Regions from separate parts of the Homo sapiens genome. Here region 2 is linked to region 1. A link is an interaction called in ENCODE POLR2A ChIA-PET data of the cell type or tissue named here. Cell type or tissue: MCF 10A. All regions are shown on one strand. Each heading gives the region's core, and the rest is flanking DNA. Links, peaks and the distances in the headings are about the cores only. Region 1 holds the start of CTSE (cathepsin E). Region 2 overlaps RAB7B (RAB7B, member RAS oncogene family).

Region 1 (11,478 bases), core at 1,926-9,925:
TCCTCCTCTTCACCTCCCCATCAGCTTTCCTACCCCAGAGCAGCCCTGAGTTGCAGGGCATGGGACTACCCAGCTGAACACAGTGCGGGGACGTCTTCTCACCTGTGAAGGGATCCTTGGGCCTCTCCCAGCTCCAGGAGCACCAGCAGCAAAAGAAGGAGCGTTTTCATTGTGAGTCCGACCAGCAGCTTCTCCCTTGCCCCCTCCTTTCTTCTCTCCCCGAGGGCAGTGGGAACGGACTTTCCCTAACTCTCAGACCTGCCCAGCCCAGTCTGAGGGCCGAATGATAAGGCCCTGGAGTCATTAGCCATGCCCAGAGTAAATACGGCATGTGGAACAGGGCGTTCCCCCTGCACCTCTCCGTCCCTTTCCCACCTACAAGAGGAATATGAGTCTGCGGGGAGAACTTGGGAGTCCTCTGGGGCTTGGCTTCTCTCAGGGCTTTGGCACCTCCTCTGACCCCAAGAAACCCTGTTAATGAATCCGGAGGGCAGCACATGCCTGGCTGCCTGGAAAGGCCCACTGAACTCTTACTGCAAGTGCTCTAGCTGGAGACTCTGGAGGGGTGGGAGCTGACTTGTCATGGGTGGCAGGATTCTAACTCAAAATATTCGTCAGTCTGTTTTCTGGGTGATTCCTGTTCTCTCCTCAATCTCTCAAATGCTCCAAAGGCAGTTTATCCTTCCCTGGCCCACTTTGAAGCACAAACCAGCACTCCTCAAAGGCCCTGAAATGGGAAAATGTAGCTGCAGATTTATGGAGCCCACTCTCCTGACTCTAAGGACTTGATGAATCTGGGGCTGGGGCTCAGGGGTGTGTGGAGGAGAATGCAGGGGCAGCGAGGGAGGGTCAAGGGGGTCAGCGTCTACAGCAAGTGCCCGCATGAGTCTACTAAAGCGGCCATGACAAAGTACAGGGGGCTTAAACAACAGAAATTTATTTTCTCACTATTCTGGAGGCTGGAAGTCCAAGATCAAGGTGTTGGCAGACTTGGTTGCTTCGGAGGCCTCTCTCCTTGGCTTGCAGATGGCTGCCTTCTCTCTGTGTCTTCACATGGGTCTTCCCTCAGCGTGTGGCTGTGTCCACATCCACATTTCCTCTTCTTATAAGGACGCTAGTCATATTGGAGTAGGGCCCACCCTAATGACTGCGTTTACCCTTAATACCTCTTTAAAGACCCTATCTCCAAATACAGTCACGTTCTGAGGTACTAGGTGTTAGGACATCAACATGGATTTTGGAGGACAAAGTTCAGCCCTTAACAGTGCTCAGGGACAATAGGATCTTCTATCTGTCAAGTGGGACTAAGCGCAGGGGTGGAGAGTGGGTGGGGCTCAGGCCTTAGTTACCGCAGTGTGTGAAACCCCCTCACCATCAGCCTATCTCTGTGGCCACCCGCCTCATAAACAGATGGTGGGGCTTCAGTGCCTGGGGTGGGGATGAAGGGGTTACAGGTAGGAAGACCCTGACCCTGACTCAAGTTAGCCAGGGCAGCAGAGGCCACCACCATATGCCAATGCTTCCAGAGGGCACTAGCTCAGCAGTAGGAAGTAGATGGCCTGCGTTTAGGTTTAGCTCTGCCCTGACCAGCTAGTGTTCTGGAAAATCTCTTAAGTGCTATGGGATCTGCCTTTCATCTCTGAAGTTCAAATGGCAAGCAAACGTGGAGTATGGAGCTAAGCCAAACCCACCCTTGGGTCCAAAAATGTTAAAAAAAGACATCAAAAAGACTTAAGGAACAGCCTAGACCTTTGACCCCTGAACCCAAGGCAACAAAGCCTCTTTGGCATTTCCCAGGAGCCCGTCTTGTTGATCTTTCACTGGGGAGAGTGGTCTAAACCTAGAAGGGCAGCTTGAGTCAGAAGTGGCTAGAAGTGGAGATCATTCATTTTGGCAGTAAACTCTGCCATGTTTTGCCCGTAACTGCTTATTCACCACATACCTTAGTTTTGTCATCTGCCAAATACCTTACCTACATCAATGGGTTTTTAAGGAGGATTAAACAAACAAAATAAGGTACAGATATACTTGTTGTACTGCACTCTGCTTTACTGCACTTTGCAGATACTGCTTTTTTTTTTTAATTGAAGGTTTGTGGCAAACCTGTGTCAAGCAAGTCTATCAGCACCATTTTTCCAATACTGTGTGTTCATTTTGTGTCTCTGTGCCACATTTTGGTAATTCTTGCAATATTTCAAAGTTTTTCATGATTATTTTATCTGTTTTGGTGATCTGTACTCAGTGATCTTTGATGTTACTGTTGTAATTGTTTTGGGGTACCACAAACTGCACCCGTGTAAGACAGAGAATTTAATAAGTGTAATTGTGTGTTCTGATTGCTCCATTGCTCTACTAACTGGTCATTCCCCCATCTCTCTCTCTCCCTCTCTTTCTCTCCCCCTCGGGCCTTCCTGTTGCCTGAGACACAACAATATTGAAATTAGGCCAATTAATAATTCTACAGTGACCTCTAAGTGTTTAAGTGAGAGGAAGATTTGCATGTTCCTCATTTTAAATTCAAAGCTAGAAATTATTAAGCCTAGTGAGGAAGCCATGTTGAAAGCCAAGAAGGGCTGAAAGCTAGACCTCTTACACCAAACAGTTACCCAAGTCATGAATGCAAAGAAAAAGTTCTTAAGGGAAATTGAAGGTGATATTACAGGGAACACACAAATGATAAGAAAGCAAAATAGTTTTCTTGCTGATATGGAGAAAGTGTTATTGGTCTGGATAGAAGATCAAAGCAGTGACAACACTCCCTTAAGTCAAAGCCAAATCCAGAGCAAGGCCCTAACACTCTTCAGTTCTATGAAGGCAGAGAGAGGTGAGGAAGCTGCAGAAGAAAACGTGAAGCCTATGGAGATTTCTGCAAGGTGAAGCAGAAAGTCCCAAAGCAGAAGCTGCAGCAAGTTATCCAGAAGATCTAGCTAAGATCATTGATGAAGGTGGCTACAATGAACAACAGATTTTTAGTATAGACAAAATAGCCTCATACTGGAAGAAGATACCATCTAGGACTTTCATACTAGAGAGAAGTCAATGCCTGGATTCAAATCTTCAAAGAACAGGCTGAATCTTTTGTTAGGGGATAATGCAGCTGGTGACTTTAAGTTGAAGCCAATGCTCATTTGCCCATTCTGAAAATCCTAGGGCCCTAAAAAACTATGCTAAATAGAGTTTGTTTGTGCTGTATCAGTGGAACAACATAGCCCTGGATGACAGTACATTGGTTTACAGCATGGTTTACTGGATATTTTAAGCTTGCTGTTGAGACCTACTGCTCAGAAAAAAAAAAATTCTTTTCAAAATTTTACTGCTCATTGACAATGCAACTCATTGCCAAAGAGCTCTGATGGAGATTTATAAGGAGATAAATGTTTTTATGCCTGCTAACCCAATATTCATTCTGCAGCCCCTGGATCAAGGAATAATTTTGACTTTCAAGTCTCATTATTTAAGAAATGCATTTTGTAAAGCTATAGCCACCATAGATAGTGATTCTGATGGATCTGGGCAAAGTAAATGGAAATCTTCCGGAAAGGATTTACCATTCTAGATGCCATTATGATTATTCATGATTCATGGGAGATCAAACTATAAAATTAAAAGGAGTTTGGAAGAAGTTGATTCCAATCCTCATGGATAACTTTAAGGGGTTCAAGACTTCAGTGGAGAAAGTAACTGTAGATGTGGTGGGAATAGCAAGAGAACTAGAAGTGGAGCCTGAAGGTGTGACTGAATTGCTGCAACCTCATGATCAAACTTGGATGGATGAGAAGTTGCTTCTTATGGATGAGTAAAGGATGTGGTTTCTTGAGATGGAATGTATTCCTGGTGAAGATGCTGTGAACACTGTTGAAATGCCAACAAAAGATTATGAATATTGCATTAACTTGGTTGATAGCAGTAGTAGGGTTTGAGAAGATTACTCCAGTTTTGAAAGAAGTTCTACTGTGAGTAAAATGCTATCAAACAGCATCATATGCTACAGGGAAATCTTCAAGAAAGGAAGAGTCAATCTATGTGGCAAACTTCATTGTTTTCTTAGTTTAAGAACTGGGCGCTGTGGCTCGTGCCTGTAATCCCAGTATTTTGGGAGGCCGAGGCGGGCAGATCACCTGAGGTCGGGAGTTTGAGACCAGCCTGACCAACATGGAGAAACCCCATCTCTACTAAAAATACAAAACACCTGGGTGTGGTGGTGCATGCCTGTAATGCCAGCTACTCAGGAGGCTGAGGCAGGAGTATTAATTGAACCTGGGAGGCGGAGGTTGCAGAGAGCCGAGATCCTGCCACTGCACTCCAGCCTGGGCAACAAGAGTGAAACTCCATCTCAAAAAAAAGAAAGAAAGAAAGAAAGAAATTGTCATGGCCACCCCAAACCTGGAGCAACTACCACCTTGATCAGTCAGCAGCCATTAATGTCCAGGCAAGACCTCCGCCAGCAAAAAGGTTATGACTCCCTGAAGGCTCAGATGATTGTTAACATTTTTAGCAATAAAGCATGTTTTAATTAAGATGTTTTTAGACATAATGCTATTGCACACTTAATAGACTACAGTACAGGGTAAACACAACTTTTGCATGCATTTTGAAACCAAAAAACTTGTGTGATTGACTTTATTGCAATTTTCACTTTATTGCAGTAGTCTGGAACCAAACCCACAGTAGCTCCAAATGATGCTTGCATGTGGAAGTTCTTGAAAAACTGTAACATGTCATGTGAACTAAAGATTGTCACTAAAAACTTCAGTGTTTCAGAAGTGCTGGAAGGGTTCTTACAGACTCTCAAGACAAACCCACTTGTATAGCAGAATGAGAAAACTGAGGCAGAGAGGCAAAGTGATCAGCCCAAGAGCACATGGTTCATTTAGTGGCTGATCTAGGATTAGGACTCAGCCCTCCTGACTTCTAAGCGGGCAAACTTTCTGCTACAGAATTATAGCATCATTATCACTGAACTGTTGAAAGGGGGCTAACCATAACCCCTCCCTCCTTTTCCATCTTTTAGACCTCTCCCTGCATCCCTCTTGCCCCTGTTTACTAAATGTAGAGAGTTTGCCTGGCCCAGGCTTGAGAAAAAGCTGACTGGTCCTTGCAGCTGTGGGCCACCTGACTACTGAGTGGAGCAGACACAGCCTCGACTGCCTGCAAGGAGCCCCTGGGTCTAGCTGGATTTTGGAAAATTTGACAAAGGTTAAGAGCAGGAACACTGGGGATGTTTGTCAGAGCTAATGGGATCTGTCCTCTCCAGAGACACCAGGAACTGAACCTACCCTGGCTGTAGATTACTGGCCTTTTCCAGCAAGAACCAAATATTGCTGTGGACAATTTGAACACTTTCCAAAGAACAAAAGACCTTAGGCATATGTGTGGTTGTCTGTGTGTGTCCTTTGAGCAGAGGGAGAGAGAAGAGCATTTGAGGTGAAATAGTATGATGTGGGGGAAAGTGACACATAGTATAGTCAATGATCCGGTCTCTCTGCATTAGGAGAGGGTCTTTGGAGAGAGAGAGAGAGGGGTGGGGGGAGAGAAAGAGACGCTCAAGAACGTGGATTGGAGGCTGGCTGGATGTAGAGACTTTGTTCCCAGAACATTTGAAAGCTGGTGGTGGTGTCACTATCTAGTGAACTTCTTTCTGGAGCTTCAGCTTCCAGAAAGTAAATTAATAATAAGAGGACATTTGGGAGGCTGAGGTGGGCTGATCACTTGAGGTCAGGAGTTCAAGACCAGCCTGGCCAACATAGTGAAACCTTGTCTCTACTAAAAATACAAATATTAGCCAGGCATGGTGGCACGTGCCTGTAATCCCAGCTACTCAGGAGGCTGAAGCGGGAGAATCTCTTGAACCTGGGAGGCAGAGGTTGCAGTGAGCCCAGATTGCTCCACTACCCTCCAGCCTGAGAGGGCAACAGATGTCTCAAAATAAAATAATAACAATATAAGAGGACAGTTGCTCAGTGCTCTGTGGATAAGTTTTATCAGGGCTCGATAGCTCCTAGAACAGAGTCTGTTACTGTCAGACATGAGCTGGCTCCTGCTCACAGGGGAGCCGGCACCGCAGGATGCACTCCAGGATGCCTGACTCTTGCAACACATTGCTGGTTCAGCACAAACCTGGCCAACTGGGAAATGGCCCAACCTCTTTTGCTTAAAGTTAGGAAATGAGGGAAAATCCACGATGCTGTGTGTGGTACAGTAGAAAGATGTCTGTACCAGGTGAGATGAGATGAGATGAGATGCCTGGCTCCAGTCCTGGCTCTGCCACTAACTGGCCATATGATCGCAGATAAATCCCTTCTCTCTGAATCTAGTTTTGTTGCCTATAAAATGAAGAGGCTTGATTGGGTGACAATATCAAGGAATACTTTGGAAGCATTAGCTCTGTGCTAGGCTCTGAGCTAAGGGACTTACAAGCATTAGTTCATTCAAATCTCTCACCAATCCTATCAGCTAGGTATTGTTTTTAAGCCCATTTTACAGATGAGGTAATTGAGGCACAGAGGGTTTAAGTAACTTGCATAAGGTGCTGAAACCAGGATTCAAACCCAGGTTTGCCTTTGAAGTCAGTGTTCTTAACTGTGGCATTGTATTGGGTCATCTTTGAGGTCTGACATTCTAAAATTTCTTTCTGGAAGAGAAAGGCACCGAGGAATGGGAGAGAGGAAAAGAAGAGAGGGACAGAGAATAATTTCTTGCATGGTAAAAATTGGAGGCCTTCTTTTATTGTAAGAACAAATGGGTGTGTGCATGGTGGGGTGTGTCGGTGAGGAGCTGCATGATGAGATATCTTCTCACTGCATATTTTTCAAACATTTTCTATTTTGCCATCAAGGAGTCTCTCAGCAAGGGAGACTATTGTATTGCCGACAGGAGCAAAAACTCCCACATGTACCTTTCTCCAACTCCCCACCTTCGACACATTCTGAAAAAATAAAATTTAAGGTGCTCAAACCATTTTTTTATTGCCAAAAGAGAGCACCTGGCACTAAAAGCTTACTTTTTCCATGTGTCTTAATATACTTTGGTTTGTCAAAGCCTCTTGTTTTCATGCAACTGGAAATAAGAAAGATTCAATGTCTTCAGTATCTCCCAATGTCAAGGATTCAATTTGTTGGAGTCATTTCCAAAACCACCAGCAATTCTACTCCAGGAAAGTGCCTTTCAGACCAGCCATTGCTACAGCACAGTCAGCAGAGGGCGCAGGCACTGGGAAAGTTTCTCACTTGAATACTGCCTGTGTGTCTTTGTGGCGGGAGAGTATGTGTGTCTGTACCTGTAAGCAGGAAGAGCAGCTTATGCCTCGGGCTTGCGCAAAAGCAGGACTGCACACTAACACCACCATCTGCTTTGCTTGTTACTGAGCCCAGGCTTTGGAAGCAGACAAAGCAAGGTCTGAATTCCCAACTCTGCAACTTAACAGATGATTGCATGACATTGGGGATGTGCCACAGCTTCAGATTCCTTCACTACAGAAAAGAAAGAATGATTTCCTTGCAGAATGGTCTGAAGATTCCATGAGACCATCTTCAGGATGAGTGCTTTCTATATATTACACAGCCCAGTGCTTGACATCAAGTAAGCCCTCATTACGGGTAGCCTGGCTAAATTCCACTTTATGCCATGCACTGCTCTAAGTGCTTTAAATGTAATAGGAAATAGGCCCAGACAGGGAAAGGAATTTGTCCAAGGCCACACAGCAGGTAATCATGGAACTAAGCATGCTGAAGCTCAGGAAGTCTCTCTACAAAATCTGTAATGTTGGCTGGGCACCGTGGCTCACGCCTGCAATCCCAGCACTTTGGGAGGCTGAGGCGGGTGGATTGCTTGAGTTCAGGAGTTCAAAACCAGCCTGGCCAATATGGCAAAACTCCATCTATTAAAAATACAAAAATTAACCAGGCATGGTGGCTTGCACCTGTAGCCCCAGCTACTCAGGAAGCCGAGGCATGAGAGTCGCTTGAACCTGGGAGGCGGAGGTTGCATTGAGCTGAGATTGTGCCACTGTACTCCGGCCTGGGCGACAGAGCAAGACTCTGTCTCAAAAGAATCTGTGATCCTAAACACAACTCTCAGCTGCCATGTATAGTTTACATATTATTGTGTATATTAACAGACTGAAATACATTCTGAAGGTCATTCACACTGATGTGTATTTTAATTGTTCAGGACAGTTGCTGAAGCTTCCACCTGTCCTCACTTCTTACTCTGTGATTAGGGGCTCAACTACTGAAAGGCTACAAAATAAATATACTCTTTGATACATAGTTTCCTTATCTGCCAAATGGAGTTGTTAGTTATTAGAAAATTAAATAAAAGCATATGTGAAAATGCATGACACACAGTAAAAGCTTAATAAATAATTAACATTTTATTATAAGAAGAGAGAGTATACCATAGCAAATATGCCATAAATCTGATTCCTTCCCTCCGTTAGTCTCCATGAGTTTTCTTTTTTAGATTTATAGTCACAGGGGCCTCCCTCTGCAGTGCTCCTTTCTTTAATGTTTTATTTCCTGTACCAGGACTGCCAGACTTTCTGAATCAGTTTCCATCCTGGAACTTCCTCAAGAGCCATCAGGGAAGGATTTAGGCTGTGGCTAGGTAGAATAAAGGCAGACCTTTAATCTCAGGTTCTTGTTTAAGGTGAATTTGTCTCCATTCCTAAAAACTCTTGTCTTGTTCCCAGCCCATTAAGTGCCCTGGAAACCCACAGAAGAAAAACACATATTAAAGATGCAATTAAATTTACGTCTGTTCCAAGACACAGAGACACTCGTCTGATCTTCCTTTCAGGTTTAACAAGCTTCTTTTTTAGGAGAGCCTCCAAATGAAACCCCATTACTGAAGTCTTGGGAAACACCACTCATTCATTCACAGAAAAATCTAGATGCTTAGTTTCATTGATCCTATTTCAGGAACAAAAAGTCTGAGGCCTCAAGAGGGCTCTTCCTCAAAAGGGCAAGACACAAGTATAGGAATCTCAGAGTCTTCCTAACCGCAGATGTGTGCACTGCAATGGCTCAGGCAAGAGACAGTGGTGGCTTAGAATAGAGTGGGGATGGTGGACAAGGAAAGAAGTGGTGGGCTGAAGTTTGTTTTGGAGATAGAACCATCTGGACAGGCTAGCAGATTAGATGGGAATGAAGGAAAGGAAGAATCAGGGATGACTCCTGGATTTGTCTCAGTCTGAGATAAATCTGTCTCTGTCTGAGTCCTGTGTGAAATGCTGCAAGTTCAAGGTTATTTCTGCATAGGGCATTGTTTGTGATAAAAAGCTTGGAAATAGCCAACAATAAGAAATGGCTAAATAATTACGTCTATGCAATGGAATGTGATGGTGCCAGGTTAAAACAATAAAAAAGCTCCAAAGAAAAACATGTAGACCGTATTGTTGACTCGAAAAATGTGGAACAGTATGTATAGTATGCTATCATTTGTATAACATACTAGGTGAAAGTATACATAGCCCCATTTGCTTATATATGAATAGGATGTCTCTGGAAGGATATACCAAGAAGTCGGTGGCATTAGGTACTTTTGGGGAAAAGTTGGTGGGTGAGGACAGGGTGAGAAAGAAGCTTGTTGTCTCCTATTTTGTACTCTCTGAATTTTGAGTCGTGTGACTGTGTTGCTTTATTAGTTTTCTGTTACTGCTATAACAAATGATCACAAATGTAGTGGCTTAAAACAGTGCCAATTTATTATCTTACAGTTCTGTAGCGTAGAAGTTTGACACAGGCCTCACTGGGCTAAAAGAAAGGGATTGGTGAACTGCATTCCTTTCTGGAGGCTGGAGGGGAGACTGTTTCTTGGTCTTTTCTAGCTTCTAGAGTCTCCCTGCAGGCCTTGGCTCATGGCCCCTTCCTCTGTCTTCACAGTCAGCAGAGTGTCTCTGACTCTTCCCCCAAATTCATGTCTCCCTCTGACCACAGAGGGGAAAGGTTACCCACTTTTAAAGACTCCTGTGACTAGATTCAACCCATCCAGATAATCCAAGATAACTCACCTCCAGGTTGTTAACTTAATTACATTTACAGAGTCCTTTTTGCCATGTAAAGTCACATATTAACAGATTCTAGGGATTAGATATGAGCATGTTTTGGGGCCATTATTCTGCCCATCACAATTACTTATTCAAAAACAATTTAAAATGCAATGAAAAAATAGTGACTCCTCAGCTTTTTCATTTGCGCCGTCAGGTAGATAATTTACGGAGTACAGGGATTGAGGCAGCAGGAACAGGTTGGAGGGAGCAGAGAGTCGAGAGGCCTGTTTGAGCATATTAAGTTGAGATGCCAGTAGACTTTTCAGGGGTGATATCAGCTTGACCCTTGAATGTGTGGGTCTGGTGGTCATAGGCTTGTTAGGGCTGGAGATATTAATTTGGGAGATTATCAGTGAATAGAAAGTGGTTAGAGTCATGAAACTGGCCAAGAGCACCCAGAGAGAGTTTGTAGAAGAAGGAGAAGCCCCAGGACTGTGCTCTGAAGACTGCAGGTAGGTGAAGGAAGAAGAGGAAGCCAAGGAGGCCAAGAAGGAGCACCAGTGGGGATGCAGAAAAACCCCATTACCTCCTCCAGGAGGCTTCCCCACGCAGCCTGGATCTAAAGAGCCTCCATCCTACTCCCTAGTTGCCTCTATCACACGCTCTTGTTCATTTGGTTTATAGGATGATCACAGTCCGTAATTCTCTTGTTTTGTTTCTTTGCTTATTGCCTGTCTTTCCCCACTGTATTGTAAGTTTCATGACAGCAGAGCTTCACCCATCTTGATCATTGCTGTACCCCCAGCACCTAGTCCAATGCCTGGCTCAGAGTAGGCACTCAATAAATGTTTGTTGAGTGAATGAGCGAGTGAATGGATGGATGAAAACAAATTTAATTCCTCTGCCCTCAGTCCATAAACAAAGAAAATGGTGCTAAAATGTAAAAGTTAAGGGGGAAAAAAAGTGCAGCTCTTTTATATCCTCCACAGACTGTTCCTCATGTTAGGGTCACATAGGAGTTGTCTACTGAAAGCACCAGGAAGATACCTCTGTTCCGCCTGTGCCACCTTGCTTGAAATCCTACCATTGTCCGGTCATTCCCTGGAGTGAGGCATCACCCTCTTAGCACAGTGCCCACTAGCTAGTAAGCACTCAATACATTTGAGTTCTTCTTTTTTAAAATTATTATTCAGTCTTTAAAAAATGCAAATATCCCTGCGAAAGATGGCCCACAAAGTATTAACTCCTTACTATGAATTCGTGTCTCAGCAGAAATAGCTGAGGAAGAACCTGGTTTTTCCTTAAACTTGTTGTTTCCCCGACCAGCAGCACATAGCTTGGTTTTTGCATTATCTGAGATGAGTCTACAGGGATGGGGTTGCAGAAAGGGGGAAAGGGCTTTCCAGAAAATGCTAGGGAATCTAAAGCAAACTTCAATGTCTGGTTTTGCCGAGGCTCATGCCTGCACAGCATGAAAATTGCTCTACAAG
Region 2 (11,478 bases), core at 2,456-10,455, 51 kb before region 1:
TGTTACAGGAAAGATAGCATACTATACATATGATTCTACCATTGCCTTTTCTCATAAAGAGGTATCTTAGATGTCTAGTCCATATCATCATAATAAACATTTCATTATTCTTTTTAAATAGCTGCGTTAATTTTCTATTCTATTCCACCAATATTTCTCACTTACTGTGCACCAATCTCTTTGCTGGGTGCTGGGGTCAAAATGATGAATCAAAAGAGGTCCTGCCTTCAAGGAGACTACAGCCTAAGGGCAAATAGACAAACAATTATGATGAACTATCGCAGGAGCTATTCATTCCAAAAATATGAAGTACCAACTGCTTGTCAAGCATTGCTCTTGGCAGAGGGGAGATGACAGAAAACAAAACCCATGAAAATCCCTGCCCCGTGGCGCTTCTGTCCTAGCAGAGCTCATGCTCTAGCACTGTGATAAGGGAGAGTAGGGGGTGGGCACATGGTGGGGCCCCTAACCCGGTCTGGGGGTCAGGGAAGGCTACCTGGAGGAAATAGGTGGACCGAGAGATAATGAGGGTGGTGTTGGCAGGACTTGGTTGGATTTGACCGGGAGGGAGAGGAAGCCTCAGTCCTCTCATCTAAAATGAGGCAAATGACCCCGTCCCTGGGCTCCTCTGAGACTCTGATACAAGTAAGGCTCAGGGCAGTGGTGCTGTCCAGACCCATCCCTTCATCTGCTGCGGTGCTGCCCCCACCTTACCCCTCAGCCATGGTGTCCGTACTCCAGCAGGCACTCTGCCTTCCTGCCTTCTCAGCCCACTCCCCACCCCATCACACACACACACACAACACACACCACACACACACCACATGCACACACCGCATACCACACCGCACACCACACACACACATCACACCATGCATACACACACACCCATCACACCGCACACCGCATACACACACACACTACACTACTCCCCACACATACACCCCCACACACATACACACACCATATACCACACCGCACATCACACACACACAACATGCATACACACACCCATCACACCACACACCACATACACACACACTACACCACACATGCACACACCACATTCCACACCGCACACCACACACACACACCATATGCATACCCCACATACCACACTGCACACCACACACACAGCACACCATGCACACACACACACCCTTCACACCGCACACCACACACACACTACTCCACACAAACACCACAAATGCACACACCACATTTCACACCGCACACCACACACACAAAACACACACACCACACATGCACACACCACATTCCACACCACACACCACACATACACACACACATAACACACATGCACACACCACATACCACACCACACACACACATCACACCATGCATACACACACCCCTCACACTGCACACCACAAACACACACACTACACCACACACACCACACATGTACACGCCACATCACACACCACATACACATACACACTCCTCACTGCACACCACACACACTACACCACACACATACACACACCTGCACACACCACATACTGCACCGCACACCACACACACATCATACCACACATACACACAAACCCCTCACACTGCACACTACATACACACATACACACTACACCACACACACACACTACATACCACACCACACACCACAAACATTCACACCATGCATACACCCTTCACACCACATACACACACACTACATCACACACACACCACACATGCACACACCACATACCACACCGCACACCACACACACAATTACACCTCTCATACACACACACCCCTCACACTGCACACCACACAACATACCACACGTGCACACACAACATACCACACCCTACACCACACACACACATTACAACACAAATACCACACACACCCCACACACCACACTACGCACCACACACATATGCACACATATACGCACAAACACACACACCACATACACACATATTACACCATACACACTACACATGCACACACCATATACCGCACACATATGTGCACACATACACCCCACACACCACATACACACACATTACACCACACATACCACACACACATTACACCACACACCCACACACCCTCCATACACATCCCCCACACCACACACACATTACACCACACATACCACACACACATCACACACACCACATACTACGCACAGGCACACACCACACCACATACATCACATACATACACACATCACACTACACCACACATGCAAACGTACATACACCACACCACATATGCACATGCACACCACATACATGGGCACATCACACCACACATGCATGTATCCACACACCACATACACACCCCTCCACACACACACCACACACCACACATGCAAACACAGCACACCCACCCACACCCACCCACACTCACACACACAGACCCCACCCACACCACACGACGAACACCACACACCACAAACATACCATTCACACACAACACAGACATCATGCACACCACACATCATACATACACCACACACACCACACATACACACACATCATATGCACACACCACATACCACACACATGCACACACACGCACATACACAGACACTCCACACCTCATACATACACACACCACACCACACACACAACACACTCCACATGCACACACCACATACACACACACTACACCACACATACCACACACACACCCCACACACCCCTACACACCACACCACATATGGACATACCACATACCACACTGCACACCACATACACACACATTACACCACACATACTATACACACACAACACACTACACATACACACACCACATACCACACACACGTGCACACATACATACATACACCTCACACCACACACCACATACACACACATTACACCACACATACTACCCCCACACCCTTCACACACAACAGAAACGTACACACACATTACATCACACATACCACACACAGCACTCACACCACAAACATACCACACACACCACACATGCACACGCCACATACTACACACATGCACACACACACCTTACACACCACTTACATACACATCACAGTACATACAGCACACATGCACACATACATACACACCACACATCATACACATGCACACCACATACATATGCACATCACACCACACACACCACACATGCACATACCCACACACCACATACACACCACACACATCACACCACACACATCACACATGCCACCTACACCCACCCACCCACACCCTCATTCACAGACCCCACCAATACACACCACATACAAACACACATCATACACACATACCACACACACCGCAAACGCACAGCATACTGTACACACAGAACATATACATCACACATACCACACACCATACACATACCACACACACACACAGACACATCAAAGACACACACATACCACATACCACCCACCCTCCACACACAACACACACCACCCTCAGACACGTACACAATCTTGGTACGGGCCATTGACCCTCTGCAGGAGTTCAACTTCCTGCCTAGCCTGGCCCATCCCCATCGCACCTAGGGAGCCTCCCGGAGTGCGCACAGCCCACTGTCACGGCTAGGCTGCCACACACCTCTCAGCCAGTCCGGTGTCACTGCCGGCGTGACTGTTTTGTGGACCCCATTGGACTGTGCGGTCCCAGGACTCCCACGCCATGGGTGCTGCCTGGTGCCTGACCTTGCAGGGACCTGCTTGAGGCATTGCCTGTGGCTGGTGGACAGGACAGGCCACCAAACACTCAGTGAGGGTTGGGGACTTCTGCTGAGTGGGAGCAAATGGCAGGAACAGTCAGCATTTCCCAAAATCCCCGTGGGCGGTTTGGCACCCACCCAGGCCCAGCCCAGGTTTATTTGGTGATAAGATTTGGTTTTGTTTTTTCCCAAGCCCCAAGGGCGTGTGCCACCCAGAGCCCTGGCCTGGATTATCTGTTGCTCAGTGGCAGCCTGGAGCTGTGCCTCGCAGTGGGGCTGTGCAGGGCATGGGGTGCTCTTATTCATCCTGACCCTCTTCTTTACAGGGATGGTGATGAAGGACCCCAGAAGCGCTGCCTGTACACCCCCAACCAGGCTCCAGTGGGTGCCACTTGTCCCGGCCTGAAGTCACAGCCTCCAGATGCTGCCTCCCTCTGCCAATTCCTATACCTGCTGGGGTGGACACTGAGGGCCAGTCCCAGACTTGGGAGCAGGGTGGGAGTGGGATGGGGGGTGGTGCGTAGGGAGGACCTCTATGTGGCCCTGATTGTTGGCTCAGTTTCCTCTGCCTGGGGGATGGGTTGAGATGTCCCCTGGTTGTGACAGAACAGAGGCTGCAGGTTCTCAGCCCCTGCAATCCCCACCCTGCATTTGGAACATTCTGTCCTGGCTCCTGAGTCTGAAGAAGGTGCAAAATGTGTGGTTTGGAACTCCTATTGAATCTGAGCGTGGCTCTGCCTCTTGCAGACTCAGAATCTTTTCCATTCTAGCTTCAGTGTGTCTGAGACTCATTGTTTGCTAAGGATTGATTCCATGAATGAGTGACCTGCCCTCAGTGGGGCCCATCCTTGATCGTAGGCTCTGTTGTTGCTGTCTTGAAACTCAATAATGTCTGAACAAGAGACCCGGATCTCCATTTTGCACCGGGTTCTGTAAATTATGTAGCCAGTCTCAGTTCACTTTTAGTTGTCTGCCCTTTAGTATCTTTTTCATATCGAACCACGTAGATGTATTTTTAAAAATATAAAATCTAAGTCGCACAAAAGATAAAAACAAAGAAGGACACATTTATTATTTGTTGTGCACCTTTAGAAATGGTCCACAGGTCCACTGCAGTGCACAAGCTGCTGCATGCACACCGCACGTGACAATCCAGTCTGCCTGACTCCCAGGACAGCCTGTGTGATATGCAAAATGCCATTCCCATGAGGGCGCATCATGTTTCCCAGGAGCTCTGAAGGACACAGATAGAGCTTGTGCTCTAGGCTGCCCCCCTGTTCCCGTGCTGGCTCCATGCTGGTGTCCAGAATGAGCCAGTTCACACTCCAGTGCCACGTGGGGGGAGAAGTGGCTCCCAAACTCCCCTGCTGACCTCCCCCCGGCCCCTAGGTGTACCTTCCAAGTCAGATGACAGTCATAGGCTAACATCCCCAGCTTTGCCTGGAACTCAGGAAAGGATACTTACGGGTAGACAGAAAGATTCTGCAGTGGGCATGGACTTGGCCATTGAAGACCCTGAGAGGACATCTTGTCCACCCTCTCCAGGCTAGGCCCTGTCTGTGCTGCCTGGAGCCAGAAGAAAAAGATTCCAGCCTTGGAATCTGCAGGGAGGGAGACTCCTTGCAGTGAGCTTTCTTGCATTTCATTCTAGTATTTGCCACAGATGCTGATTTCTTGCCTGAGTCATATATATTGAAGTTTTTGCTCATTTCTTACTAGGCTTAAGAAATTGGAATTCTCTGCCTTACAAATCCCAAAGGGCTAAACATGCCTCCAAGCCCATGAACAAGCTTTGAGCATCTGAAGGACAAAACCCCAGCTCCTAAAACCTTCATGAGCATCCACTTTCTGCTCAGCCTGGAAGAGAAGGAGCACTGCTGCCCTCTGGTGGTCAGGCAGCAGAGCATCTAGGAGCCACCCAAGGGAGCTGGGTCCCCTTTGCTTTGTCTTTGGGACAGCAGCTTTGAGTATTAGGTCAATGGATGTCCTTTCACTGTTCCTGGAACATGGCAAGCTTGTTTTTGCCTCAGGGCTTTGGGTCTTGATGCTCCCTCTCCCTGGAATGTTCTTTCTCCAGCTCTCAGGTGACAGCTGCTTTCTCATTCTCTAGCCCTCAGACCAAATGCCACCTCCTCAGGGAAGCCCTCCTGGACCACTTCATCTAAAATAGCAACTCATCCCACCCCCTGTCACTCTATCCCATTACCCTGTTTCCCTTTGTTTATAGCACTTACCTGCTATTTGGAAATATCTGTCTAGAGTCTGCGTCTCTCCCTCACCAGATGTCGGCTCCAGGAGGGCAGAGTCCCTGTGTTTTGTTTGTCACTGGACTTCAATGCATCGTACATAGTAGATACGCAAAAATAAACTTGTCAAAGAAGTAAATAAATGCATATTGACAACAGCTACTGGATTTAAGCACAGCTTCTGGTCCTCAAAACCACACTGTGATACAGGGGGCAAGGCACATCTCACCCCCACAGGACAGATAAACAAATTGAGACTCAGAGATTTATGTGAGTTGCCTGAGCACCCAGCAAGGAGGAATGAGCCATGGTCCCTTGTGGCTTCTCCTGTGCTCCCTCAGTCTTCTACCCTGGAGGGAGCAGAGGGGGTCTCAGGCACGACAGCTTCTGCCAGGAGCTGAGGCGGGCCCAGCATGTGGGGTCCAGACCTTTACTCCTTAGTCTGCTCGTTGAAGGAGGCTGAGCTGTGCCATTGTCCAAAGCTTTGCTTGTGGCTGAGGGGTGTGAGGTGGGAGCGGGTGAGGAAGGTCTGTCCACAGGAGGATGTAACCAGACTCCAATCAGTGGCCGGTCTGCGGAGATGTGTGTTCTGGAGCGGGAGTGTTTGAGGGGTGGATGGGTGGGGAAAGCTGGAGCCACTGCGGAAACGGTGACTTCTGCAGGACCAGGGTTTGGCTCTGACATTCCGGGCTTCATCCAGACGCTCTCACTATACTCAGCCTGAGCCAGGGGCTGCCCTCTGACTCTGGGCCCAGCACCAGGGTCAAGGGCTCTGCCGCAGAGCTTAGGCCCCCTGCACTGTGCTTGGGCAGGCAGTGGGGCTGGAGGGGGATGGTCACCTGTTCTCAAGCCTGGGGTGACCAGGCTCGGGGCAGGCTCTGTTTCTGGGCTTCCAGAGCAGGCGTCTGGAGGTCAGCAGCATCTGCTCCTTGACTGGTCTGGCGAGAGCTTGATGGATTCTGTGAGGTGATTTTCTAAGATGCTCTGGTACTGGGGAAGGAAAGAGAGGCCGGCATTCATGTCCTGAGATACAGAGTGCACCGCCCGCCCTTCATTTCTTAGTGGGCCTCAGAGCCTGGGCTCTTGTTTCCTCCCCATTATACTTCTGGGAAACTGAGGCCCAGACAGGGAAGCCACTGGTGTTCCCCACCCTCCTTCTTCCCTGTGTCTCCCCTCCAGCCTCTTCCCAGGAGCCCAGAGCAGGTCAGTGTCTGAATTAGCGGCCCAAGTCTCCTGACCTCCAGCCATGTCCTATAACTTTCCATTCTCCAGAGGGGACAGCTGAGGTGTCATTTGGGCTTAGGCAGAGAGGTGACGGCCACTCCTCATTTCTCCTGGAGACCTCTTCCTGCAAATATCCCAATACCCCCAACCTCCTTTTCATCCTGTCCACCTCTCAGCCTCCCCTACTCATGCCTAGAAAAGCCCAGTCGGTCCTCTGTCCTGGCCACATCCAGGCAGCCCTCCCTAAAATGGACTCAATGTTTCTCCCGGGCCCTTTTGCTTCTCCAGTCTCTCTTGTCCCAACAAGGGTCCAGAGGAAGCCCCTTCTCGGTCTGCCAAGCTTCTGCCTTTCCAGCTGGCTCCACTTCTCACCAAGAGCCTGCCCCCCCTCCCCAGTTCAGGGGTTGGGGTGGTATGGAGGAGGGGGCCCTTCTTTAAGCAGATGGGTTCCTCAGGCTGAAGACTTTCTTCTTCAAGGGATCCCATCTCTTCACGCTGCTATGGCCTCTGCTAGTCACAGAGCTCAATCGCGTTCATGTTCCTCCCACAGCCAGTACTGTGGGCCTCGGGGTGAGTGATGAGCATTCACTCTACGTGGAAGGGGTTTGTGCTACATTGGCATGGACCTGAGCAGGGGCAGAGCATCCTGTGTATCACGCAAAATTGTCCCTGGCAGTCCATCTCAAGTGTCCTTCTCAGGGGGCAACTTCCAGGGACAGGGGTGCTGCCTCCTTGTCTCTGATTTTATCTCCCCGGCAGTTCCCAGGCTCAGGCCAGACACCCAGCTGGTGAATATCCACCAAATCCTTAATGCTCATGACCCTAGACCTCAGGAGGTGGTGTCCAGCCTTGCCTCCTGCACCTTGATGATGGTGGTGCCCCCAAATACATAAGAAGATCCTCTGACACCCCATCACTCACTGCCACCCCCAGACTGAGCAGTAATGTACCCCGATGGCACAGAGCTTGTGGTGCTGAACCTGGGTCCAGCCCTTCGTCACGGAGTTGGTTTCTTGGGGATCCCCCATCTCTCACCCCCCACCCTGGTAGGATCTTGGGACTAGCAGAGTGAGCACCATCTGGGGTAGGTGTGAGAAATGTCCTCATTTGTTGCATGGGCAAAGCCTGAGGTTTTCATGCTAGTGTTGCCCTAATGACATCTGCACCCTCCCCGGGTGCAAGTCATCGCTGAGCTCTTTCCGTTAATGACATCATTTTCACTTGACAATGGCAGCATCTTGTTCCTCAGATTTCCTGCAAAACCTCCAGGCCATAATTAGGTTTCTATGTCATTCTGTTCTCCAGGCCCCAGGCCTCTTGACAACTTGTGAATCTAACTGTACAAGTAATACAACACTATTCCAATGCTTGCAGCATTTCAGTGGGGGTGTGACTGTGGGAGTCTGTCTCTGTTCCCCCAGTCTGGCCACCTCAGTGGCCTTGCCTTAAGTCCTGCATCCTGAGGACCATGTAAAGCTGCTGTGATTCACTGAGCAGCTGCCAGCCAGCCCACTTCCCTCCACTGGATGTGGTGATTCTGTCTTTTTCCAATTAACCCCAAAAGAACTGGGCCTCTAGGCAATATCTCATGCTACTGGAGCTGGGCCTGAAAAGCCCCAGCAGGGATGGTATTGCTAATTTTTCCTTCCCCTCCCCCTCCCTCCCCTTCCCCTCCCCCTTTCCCTCCCCTTTCCTCCCCTTCCCCTCCCCCTTCCCCTTCACCTCCTCCGCTTCCCCTTCCCCTTTCTTCCTTTCTTTGACAGGGTCTCACTCCTGTGGCCCAGGCTGGAGTGCAGTGGCACAATCATGGCTCACCATGGCCTGACTTCCTGGGCTCAGGTGATCCTCCCACCTTAGCCTCCCAAGTAGCTGGGACTACAGGCATGTGCCACCATGCCCACCTAGTTTTTTATATTTTTAGTAGAGATGGGGTTTCACCCAGGCTGGTCTGGAACTCATGGGCTCAAACAATCCATCTGCCTTGCCGGATGTAATCCCAAAATGCTGGGATTACAGGTGTGAGCCACCATGCCCAGCCAGCATTGCTAACTTTCTGGAGCAAAACCTCACCACCCCATATCTTCCAAAGCTGGTGGATATCTCTTCTTTAATTATTAGGGCATCCTTCGTCATATTTTGGAACAACTAAATACCTAATCCTTGAATGTGGCTAAATTGGTTACTAAAGTAATCTACCTTTCCTTTCAGAATGTTAACTGAACACCTACTCTGTTCTCTTTCAGAATGTTAACTGAACACCTACTCTGGTCTCTTTCAGATAATTAACTGAACACCTACTCTGATTTCTTTCACAATGTTAACTGAACACCTACTGTGATTTCTTTCACAATGTTAACTGAACACCTACTCTGGTTTCTTTCACAATGTTAACTGAACTCCTACTGTGGTCTCTTTCAGAATGTTAACTGAACACCTACTCTGGTTTCTTTCACAATGTTAACTGAACACCTACTGTGGTCTCTTTCAGAATATTAACTGAACACCTACTCTGGTTTCTTTCACAATGTTAACTGAACACCTACTGTGATTTCCTTCACAATGTTAACTGAACACCTACTCTGGTTTCTTTCAGAATGTTAGCTGAACACCTACTGTGGTCTCCTTCAGAATGTTAACTGAACACCTACTCTGGTTTCTTTCACAATGTTAACTGAACTCCTACTGTGGTCTCTTTCAGAATATTAACTGAACACCTACTCTGATTTCTTTCACAATGTTAATTGAAAACCTACTGTGATTTCCTTCACAATGTTAACCGAACACCTACTCTGGTTTCTTTCAGAATGTTAGCTGAACACCTACTCTGGTTTCTTTCACAATGTTAACACCTACTCCGGTCTCTTTCAGTATGTTAACTGAACACCTACTCTGCTCTCAGCAGGTGCCTCACATATTGCTCTCTTTACTACAAGGCTCACTTGCAGAACTCAGACGTTTCCACCTGGTGTCTCGAGGATCCTTGAATGCAATGTGCTCACATGGACGTCATTATCCCTTTCTCTCATGAAGCTCCTGCTTTCTCCTTTGTTCCCCGTATTGCTTGGCTCATGGAATCACTAATCCATTGTCCCTTCATTTGCCAAGCTAGAAACCTGGTCATCAGCCTAAACTGCTCCTGTTCCTTTCTCCCTGCATTTGATCATCATCAGCTCCTGATGTTTCTACCTCCAAAGTCTCTTTAATTCACCCTCACCTTGCCAGCTCTATCCTCTCACACCTGGACTATTGCAGTAGCCTCTTCATCATCACCCATGGCGCTCATCCTCTCGGCAGCACGAAGCTCCCTTGCTGAAAACCCTATGATGCAGCTCCATTTTAAAACAGCATGTAATGCCCTCTCTGCACTACAATAGCATTTTATTTAACCCTCACAGTAACCTCATAGGGAAGATATTATTATCTGTACTTTAAAGTTAGGGAAGTGGTGGCTTAGAGAGGCTTCATGACTTGCTCAGGGACACACAATGAGAGGTAGAGCTGAGTATAAAGCCAGATCGTTCCGACTTCAGAGGCCCAGCTCTTTCCACCCCAGCTGGGGGCTCACTCCTTATTATAGAAGCGCCTCCCACATTCTCCTCTCAAAACACCCTGGGCTGGAGCAAATGAGCCCACAATCTCCCTGGGAAGGAAGGCAAGTTCCTTATAGGAAATGCCTCTGAAAACTTTTCTTTGACCTCAAAATCTGTATTTGTAAACTTCTGTTTCATCTTAAGAATTGATGTGAATTTTACATTCTATGCCCTAGTTAAGTGTGTTTGTTTTTATGTGAACGTTTCTCCTGCAAATTTCTAAGTAACAAAGACACTGCAGAAAGTTGTGCCCTGTTGGGTTTCAAGGTCCTGGGTGAGCTCCTGAGCACCTCGGGCAGCCTAGCAGCACCATCTGGAAGGCGTGGGCCTGTGGTATGGCATCTGCACTCCTAGTCGGGGTTCACGAGGCCTTGGTGGCCTTGCTGGCTTCATCACTAACTATGTCCCCGTGCTCTGACATTCCTCCACGCCAGGTGTCTTCTTGCCAACATGACCTACAGTAGGTGTCTCCTATAAGCCCCAGGAACTCATGCCTGGGTCTCTGGCCTTGGCCTTCTCTCTGCCCTTCTTCCCCTCCGGCTTACACCCACCATGGCCTACCATCTCCACCTGCAAACTGTGAATTACCTTCCAAACTTTCTGACATGTCACTTCTCCCAGCAGGCATCCTCACTCATCCTCACTACCAGCTGTCTGGGAGTCACCTTGTCATCTTAATCACACCCCCCACAGCACTCATGTCACTCCGGGACAGTCACTTATGGATGTCTCACTCT

Evidence for each region. ChIA-PET counts read pairs that join two places held together with the same protein. Peaks named below come from ENCODE experiments on the same cell type or tissue, not always from the same donor. Only the 100,000 strongest peaks of a DNase experiment are listed, where the experiment ranks them.
Region 2: POLR2A ChIA-PET joins it to region 1 with 13 read pairs; 2 of 35 experiments call an interaction of 5 or more read pairs at or near these places.

Annotation. Positions count from the first base shown.
Region 1 is chr1:206,023,622-206,035,099 of GRCh38, forward strand. It overlaps CTSE (cathepsin E), which reads right to left and starts at 274. Exons shown (of 9, transcript NM_001910.4): 1 at 103-274. The coding sequence starts at 170. In MCF 10A, for the core only: a CTCF peak has its summit at 7,197 (motif pointing right); DNase peaks (open chromatin) are centred at 6,110 and 7,240.
Region 2 is chr1:205,972,012-205,983,489 of GRCh38, forward strand. It overlaps RAB7B (RAB7B, member RAS oncogene family), which reads right to left. Exons shown (of 6, transcript NM_001164522.3): 6 at 4,729-6,917. The coding sequence ends at 6,840. SLC26A9-AS1 (SLC26A9 and RAB7B antisense RNA 1) reads left to right here. Exons shown (of 4, transcript NR_110984.1): 4 at 4,008-6,084. Among named protein-coding and RNA genes, the nearest start is that of RAB7B, 26 kb to the right of the region's middle. In MCF 10A, for the core only: a CTCF peak has its summit at 5,577 (motif pointing left); DNase peaks (open chromatin) are centred at 4,890 and 5,560.